Linked DNA regions of Homo sapiens: region 1 is linked to region 2. Evidence: chromatin loops called from intact Hi-C (ENCODE). Cell type or tissue: GM12878. All regions are shown on one strand.

The links. Peaks named below come from ENCODE experiments on the same cell type or tissue, not always from the same donor. Only the 100,000 strongest peaks of a DNase experiment are listed, where the experiment ranks them.
Region 1: a loop joins it to region 2, with 2.3 times the contacts of the local background. A loop is called at or near these places in 3 of 110 quality-filtered maps.

What each region holds. Positions count from the first base shown.
Region 1 is chr5:173,685,045-173,689,044 of GRCh38, reverse strand. No RefSeq gene overlaps it. Among named protein-coding and RNA genes, the nearest start is that of LINC01942, 2.4 kb to the left of the region's middle. In GM12878, no CTCF peak of the experiment used is centred here; a DNase peak (open chromatin) is centred at 1,914; H3K27ac peaks cover 604 bases.
Region 2 is chr5:173,735,389-173,739,388 of GRCh38, reverse strand. All of the region lies in intron 1 of LINC01484 (long intergenic non-protein coding RNA 1484), which reads left to right. Among named protein-coding and RNA genes, the nearest start is that of LINC01484, 8.8 kb to the left of the region's middle. RefSeq lists an enhancer at 2,094-2,253. In GM12878, no CTCF peak of the experiment used is centred here; a DNase peak (open chromatin) is centred at 2,148; H3K4me3 peaks cover 533 bases; H3K27ac peaks cover 2,092 bases.

The DNA.
Region 1 (4,000 bases), 50 kb after region 2:
GAGACCACTTACATCACAGTAGAGTTTGAGGTTCCCTCTCATCATAAAAATAAAATAGGTGCCACCTCCCACCATGGTCAGTGAGTGTCTGGATCTGCGTGGGTGCCTCACAGCAGGGCTTCTCCAAGGCATGATGTGTGTGCAGACCACTTAGGGATCATTAGAAGAGCCTGACTCAGCAGTTCAGGGCCCTCGGTGTCGGCATTTCTGACCACTCCCATGGGGTGCCCATGCTGCTGGTTTCTGGACCACTCATTGAGAAGGAGGGCTTCTTCCCCCAATCTCATCTAATCAACCCTCATCTCTAGTTGGCAGGATTGAATTTATTTAAAGAAGCTGAGGGATTTCCCCTTTGAAAGAGAGGCAGACAGGCCTTAAGCAATCTTTTTTTTAATTTTTATTTTTTATGAGATGGAGTTTTGCTCTTACTGCCCAGGCTGGAGTGCAATGGTGCAATCTCGGCTCACTGCAACCTCTGCATCCCGGGTTCAAGAGATTGTCCTGCCTCAGCCTCCAGAGTAGCTGGGATTGCAGGCATGTGCCACCACGCCTGGCTAATTTTTGTATTTTTAGTGGAGACAGGGTTTCACCATGTTGGCCAGGCTGGTCTCAAATTCCTGACCTCAAGTGATCCACCCACCTCGGCCTCCCAAAGTGCTGGGATTACAGGTGTGAGCCACCGTGCCTGGCCGGCCTAAGCAACATTGAATCTGCCTTTGGAACAGGCGGTGCTGACATGGCACAGTGAGCAGATGTAAGTAAGATACCTGTGGGTACAACACGCCCGGGCTCGAGACATCCTCCCTGAGCTGCGAAAGAGGGGCATATAGACTTTGGGTTTTGGAGGCAGAAAGGTAAAAGTTCAAATCCCAGCTCTCCTACTTACTAGCTGGATGGCCCTGGGTAAGTCATGTCACCTCTGTGAGCCTTAGTAAATGGGGCTGTAAAATGGGGGTAAACTCTACCCCCGAGGGTTATGGTAAAGAGCAAATGAGAAAACACACATAGAGCACCTTGCATCTGCCCAGCGCCTCATATCTGCACAATAAATGGTAACTTTTCATTTACCCAGCAAAGTCAATGAATACCTACTAATTTCCTGGTCTGTTCTCCACACTAGACATATAAAGGGAAAAAACAGATATGGTGGTCAGAATAATGCGCCCCAAAGATGTCCATGTCTTAATCCCTGGAATTAGTGAATATGTAATCTTACATGGCAAAAGGGATTGTGAGATGCGATTAAGGCTAAGGACCTTGGAATAGGGAGATTATTCTGGATTATGCAAGTGGGTCCAATGTAATCATGTGGGGATGAAGGCAAAGAAACTTTCCCGGCTATGGTCAGAGAGAGATGCAATGGCTTGGAGGACGGAGCAAAAAGCCACGAGCCAAGAAATGTAGGCAGCCTCTAGAAGCTGAAAAAAGAAAAAAAAAAAAAGATTCTTCCCTAGAAGCTTCCAGAAAGGAATGCAACTTACACCTGTGTTGCACTTCCAACCTACACAACTATAAGATAATATATCTGTATTGTTTTGGCTGGGGGCGCGGTGGCGCATGCCTGTAATCCCAGCACTTTGGGAGGCTGAGGCAGGTGGATCACCTTAGGTCGGGAGTTTGAGACCAGACTGACCAACATAGAGAAACCCCGTCTCTACTAAAAATACAATTAGCCAGGCATGATGGGGCATGCCTGTAATCCCAGCTACTCAAGAGGCTGAGGTAGGAGAATCGCTTGAACCCAGGAGGTAGAGAGCTTGCAGTGAGCTGAGATTTCGCCATTGCACTCCAGCCTGAGCAACAGGAGTGAAACTCCACTTCAAAAAAAAAAATTATGTGTGTATATATATATATATATGTATGTATTGTTTCAAGCCACAAAATTTGCATTACTTTGTTACAGCAGCAACAGAAAACATCCAACTGACACGATTTCTGCTCTCACAAAACTCACACATCTGATGTGGATAGATGAACTAATTGGGTAAATGAATAAGTGAGCAAGGAAAGATGGAGTTACACACCATGAACACATGCAGTGATGTGACGGGAAATGAGTTTTGGGGACTGGGTGCCCAAAAGTCCTCTCTGAGGAGCTGGTGTTTCTGCCAAACCTCAGTAACAAGCAAGACCAAGGCAGGAAAAAAACAGACCCATGCAGAGGGCTCGGCAAGTACAGGGTCAGTAGTAGGAACAAGCTGGGTGTATTTTCCCATGGAACAGTGGCCAGTGACGGGGGAGTGGCATGTGAAGTTGGAAAGGCCTGTAATGGGCCAGACCAGGAAGGAGCTGGATTCTAAGTGTGATTTCTATTCTTCTGGTGTATCACCGAGCACATGCTGTATGTCAGAGAGAGTCACCGAGACCTAGCAGAGCAGCAGAGACGTGGCATATTGGCTTGCCTGAGTGCTTTGCCATAACAAAGCGCCCTAGACTGGGTGGCTTAAACAACAGAAATGTATTGGGGTTTTTATCCCAATACATTTTATTCCAAATGTAATATCAAGGTATCCGCAGTGTTGGTTTCTCCTGAGGCTTCGCTTTGGCTTGTAGATAGATGGCTGTCTTCTTCCGGTGTCTTTATGTGCTCTTCCTTCTGTGCGTGTCTGTGTCCCATCTCCTCTTCTTATAAAGACATCACTCACGACTGGGTGTCGTGGCTCACGCCTATAATCACAACATGTTGAGAGGCCAAGGTGGGATAATTGCTTGAGCCCAGCAGTTCAAGACCAGCATGGGCAACATAGAGAGACCTCATCCCTATAAAAAATAAAAAATAAAAAGTAGCCGGGTGTGGTGGCATGCACCTGTAGTCCCAGCTACTCCAGAGGCTGAGGTGGGAGGATTACTTGAGCCTGGGAAGTGGAGGCTGCAGTCAGCCATGATTACCGCCACTGCACTCCAGCCTGGGTGACAGAGTGCGACCCTGTCTCAAAAAAAAAAAAAAAAGACATCAGTTATATTGCTCATTAGGGCTCACCCATATGACCCCATTTTACCTTAATCACCTCGATAAAGTCCCTGTCTCCAAACACAGTCCCATTCTGAGACACTAGGGGTTGGGTCTTGAACATGTGAATCTGGGGGAGATACAATTCAGCCCTTAACGTCTGGAAGTGTTGGTTCCTAATGATGGTGGGGATTGCACGGCCAAGACCCGTCTTTAGAAAACTGTGTTTGAAGGAGTCCCCCTTCACGAACCACTTGACTGGGGTGGAGGAGGCCTCCCAGAGGGCAGAGATTTGGATGTTCTTTTGAGAAGATGGTGCTTGGTTAAGCACAGAACCGAGCAACAAGAAGCCTGGGGGTGTGCCAGTCTGGGGCAGAATGTAATTGTTCTACAGAGGGAGGGAGAGAGGAGACACCAAGGTTGCGTGATGCCATGCCCAGGACTGCTCAGTGGAAAGGAGAAATGAGAATCAGCAGCATGGCTAACGGTAAGGTTTTTTTTTTTTTTTTTTTTTTGAGACGGAGTCTCGCTCTGTTGTCCAGGCTGGAGTGCAGTGGTGCGAACTCAGCTCACTGCAAGCTCCGCCTCCCGGGTTCACGCCATTCTCCTGGTTCAACCTCCTGAGTAGCTGGGACTACAGGCGCCCACCACCGTGCCCGGCTAATTTTTTGTTTTTAGTAGAGACGGGGTTTCACCATGTTAGCCAGGATGGTCTCGATCTCCTGACCTCGTGATCCGCCTGCCTCGGCCTCCCAAAGTGTTGGGATTACAGGCGTGAGCCACCACGCCCGGCTGGCTAACGGTAATCTTTAAGCAACTTACTGTGCTATAAGAGCTTCTCTTCTTGCTTCCCCATGAGACCATCAGTAAATTCCACATTCTGTGAGCAAACTATTTGGAAAAGCTCAAAGGAGAAGATGGGGAGATCCCGATGTACAGTTTACATTTACAATGCTGTACACAATATAGAATATGGACATATCGTGTCCAGAGTTGGCTCCTGCCGGTGGGTTGGTGGTCTCACTGACTTCAAGAATGAAGCCACGGACC
Region 2 (4,000 bases):
AAGGAGAGGGGACACCAGACTCGGCCAGTCCCCAGCTTACCACTTCTTTGTTGTTTATGCCAATCAGAGACTTTTTGCTTTTGTTTCTGTTTGTTTTCATTTTTAAGATTGTCTGGGAGGTGGTTGTAGCATTTTTTTTTTTTGAGACAGAGTCTTGCTCTGTCACCAAGATGGAGTGCAGTGGCGCAATCTCGGCTCACTGAACCTCCGCCTCCTGGGTTCAAGTGATTCTCCTGCCTCAGCCTCCCAAGTAGCTGGGACTACAGGCGCATGCAGCTAATGTGTGTGTGTGTGTGTTTGTGTTTTGTAGTTTTAGTAGAGACGGAATTTCACCAGGTTGGCCAGGATGGTCTCGATCTCTTGACCTCGTGATCCGCCCACCTCGGCCTCCCAAAGTGCTGGGATTACAGGCGTGAGCCAGCATGCCCGGCCAGTCATAGCCCTTTTAAACAAATTAAAACTCTCCAAGTATGACCTGACTTTTTCTCCGGACACAAAAAGGATTCCTTTCTGAGGGCAGCACTCCCTTTAGGGCTGCAGCTCTGGAAGCCAAAGCATCAAGGAGTGAGTCCCAGTTTTGCCATCAACTTGCAAGTCTGCTTCCCAAGGGAGGCCTCAGTTTCCCCGTTCTTGAAGGAGAAAAGCCTGAATGTCTCCTCCCAACTGGGAGAGTCTATGATGATCCCTGATGTTTTGGGATTCTGTTCCTTATTTCAGCTTCACACTGCTCACAGAGTAGGCAACAGGACCATGCTTGCCAAATGAACTATCTGACCAAGAAAACCAAATCAAAGTGGTCCCACCCTTCTCTCCAGCACACCATGACGGGATGTAGCTATAGCTCAGCGTAGGGTGGCAATGCAGGAGCAGTAAAGGGAGGTGTTGGAGGGGTCTCAACTGAAGAAGACACTGGATGGCCTGAGAGGGAGGTTGAAGGTGGCATCGCTTTTCATGTGAGTTCATTGCTCACTTAACAAGCACCTACCAGGTGCCCGCTGTGGTGGGCCAGCACCCTCAGCAGGTGCTGGAGCCATGGGCTCTGATGTTAGTGTTGAGTCCTTATGGAGTGCCAGCACTTTCTATGCATTGTCTCACTCCCTCTTCACAATATCCCCATGGGGTAGCTACCGATATAGTCTGTTTGGTACTAAGGAAATTGGGGCCCAGAGAGGGTAAGAAAAGTGCTCTGTCTACTGAGTGAGAAAGTGTCACAGCTGAGATTTGAACCCAGGTCATCAACTCCTGACTCCCGAGCCATGCTCTTAACTACTTCCCAATGGCTCCTGCTACAGGAATTTGACCCTGTCCATTCACTGGACATAGGCATGCCCAGTTTCTGGACATCGACTCTGGCCCTGTGCTGGCAACTGAGGGTACAGCCAAAAATTGGACCCTCCAGAGCCCATGGAGGGGCTCCAAGGTCTCAGCACAAGACCCAGCTGTCGAGATGCACGTGAGAAAACCCATAGCCTATTGGCCTGGTACCACACACAGAGGCCTGTTCCCACTTAGGTTCAGAGAGTTTGGCCCACTCATCCATCCATCCGTCCATCCATCCATCCATCCACTTACTTATTCATAGCTCACTCATTCACTTAACAAACATTCACTCAACCCCTGTGGCCCACTCTGTACTAGGCTCTGTGCTAAGACTTGGGGATAAACCTAACTAAGAGAGACCGGGTCATTGACTCACAACTGAGGGTATAAAGGAGAGTCAGGCAGTAAACACAGAAGAAGATGAGATGGTTCAGGGTGGGGTGAGTGCTGGGAGGTCAATAAAATCAGGCGGAGAAGTAGAGAGTGACTGAAGAGAGACCAGGAATGAGAGAGGCAATTTAGGTGGGGTGGTTAAAGGAGGTCCCTAAGGAGATGACTTACAATGTGGCCAGAATGAGGAGAAAGGGCCAGCCCAGGGGAGAAGCGAGCACAAAGCCTGCACGGTTCAGAAGAATTGGAGTGTGCTAGGAGGTGATAGAAGGCCTCTTTGGACTGGGAGCAAGTGGCCTCTGTGATGCTGGGGTGTGGTCAGGTCCAGACCTGCACACCCTGTATCTACAACTGATGCTCACTCCAGCAGCCAGTGCCTGGCTCCTTCCGCAGGGGCCTCTCTTGGAAACATTCCAGCTCATAGCCGTGACTGTGGTTGAGGCCCTTCCTTCTCCAGGGTGGGGCTGGCAGGTGTCACCAGTCTCTGCCGTCATGGGTCAAGGAGTGGGGCCTTCCTGAAAGGGCGTCAGCCGTGACTGACCTTAGCTTGGCCTCTACATTCTTCAGACCGTGGGTTTCTTCCCCCAGCCCCAGGGGTGGGGGCTTTCTGAAGCCTTCTGTGCTGCAGCAGAGAGAGGCTAAGAGACTGGCCTGAGGTCGCTCAGCAGGTCCGGGGGACAGATGGGTCTAGAATTCCTCCTTTTTTGTCTCCAGTTTCTTTCCATGATCCTCCATCCTAGGTGGTCTCTCTCTAGGCAGAATATAGCCTTCCTTATTCCTGAACGTTTAACCCAGCCTGGGCTTGAATAAAGCAATATGTGGGGAAAAGGGCACAGTTTCCTTGGACCTGTGCTTTTCTTATATCAGTGTTTAATGTTCCCTATAATCATCCATTTGTCCATTTATTTGTTTCCAGCAGTCATATATTCATTCAACTCAAGAATCACAAAACATCCACGCTGTGAATTACCAGGAAGAACAAGTAGAGGCCTTATCTTTCATGATCTCACAGCCTAGCCAAGGGCTCAGGGTACATCAAGGATTGCCGGTGCAGGGTGTGGGGGCAGGGCGGAGGGCAGTGGGAACAGTTACAATAGTTACCATGCAATGACTGGATTGCATCAAAAGCAAAAGCAAATTATGTTGGAGTACAGATGACAAAGTAACCAGCTGCTCGGGTAGTCAGGGAAGGCTTCACAGAGGAAGGGACATTTGAGCTGGGTCTTGGAGAATCAATAGGAGTTTGCTAAACAAATCATTCAGGATATTGATATTCTGGGTAGAGGGACCTGCATGGGCAAAAGCACAGCCAAATGCTGGAAAGGAAACAGGATGGAACCCGGCTAAAGAAGGTAACAGCTGGGCTGGGCGCGGTGGCTCACGCCTGTAATCCCAACACTTTGGGAGGCCGAGGCGGGCGGATCATGAGGTCAGGAGATCGAGACCACGGTGAAACCCCGTCTCTACTAAAAATACAAAAAATTAGCTGGGCGCAGTGGCGGGCGCCTGTAGTCCCAGCTACTCGGGAGGCTGAGGCAGGAGAATGGCGTGAACCCGGAAGGCGGAGCTTGCAGTGAGCGGAGATCGCACCACAGCACTCCCACCTGGGCGACAGAACGAGACTCCGTCTCAAAAAAAAAAAAAAAAAGAAGATAACAGCTATCATGTATTATTTGGAGTGATTAGTGTATCCAAGTGTTTTGCATCTACTTAATCATCATAACAAGCTTCTGAAGTGTCATTTGCGCCATTTTTACAGGTAGAGAATTTGAGGCCCAGAACAGGGAAGTCACTTGTCAAAGGTCACACAGCTAGTAAGAGGCAAAGCCAGGATTCAGGCCAGGTCTGCCTGACACTTGTATCCTTCACTCCTCCCTCTCAGGCTGAGATGTCAGGGTGAGGACAGTTATGTCAGGAAACCCCAAGAAGACCTAACTTGTTTCAGAATCTGCAGTGCAGTGGCCTGGCAGCCTAGCAGAAGACGCTGCAGAGTTCTCTTTCTGGATCCCTTCCTTGCCCTCCCTGCCGGGACTAAGTCTGTGTTCTGTCACCTGCCTCTCCATCCATCCATGTCCTGCAGGTCTTGTCTCAGCTGACCCCAAGTGAAAGAGGGTCACAGGAAGAACAGACATCACCTCATTTCCAAGGATGGCTCTGTGCACGGAGATGAGGTCTCGCCAGCAAATAAAGGGGCCTCTGCAGAGGCAGAAGAGCCAGGGGTGCTGACAGGCACATTCTCCAAAGCCAAGCGACAGTCTAATTACAGGCCGGCTCTGTAATGAGAAGCGCA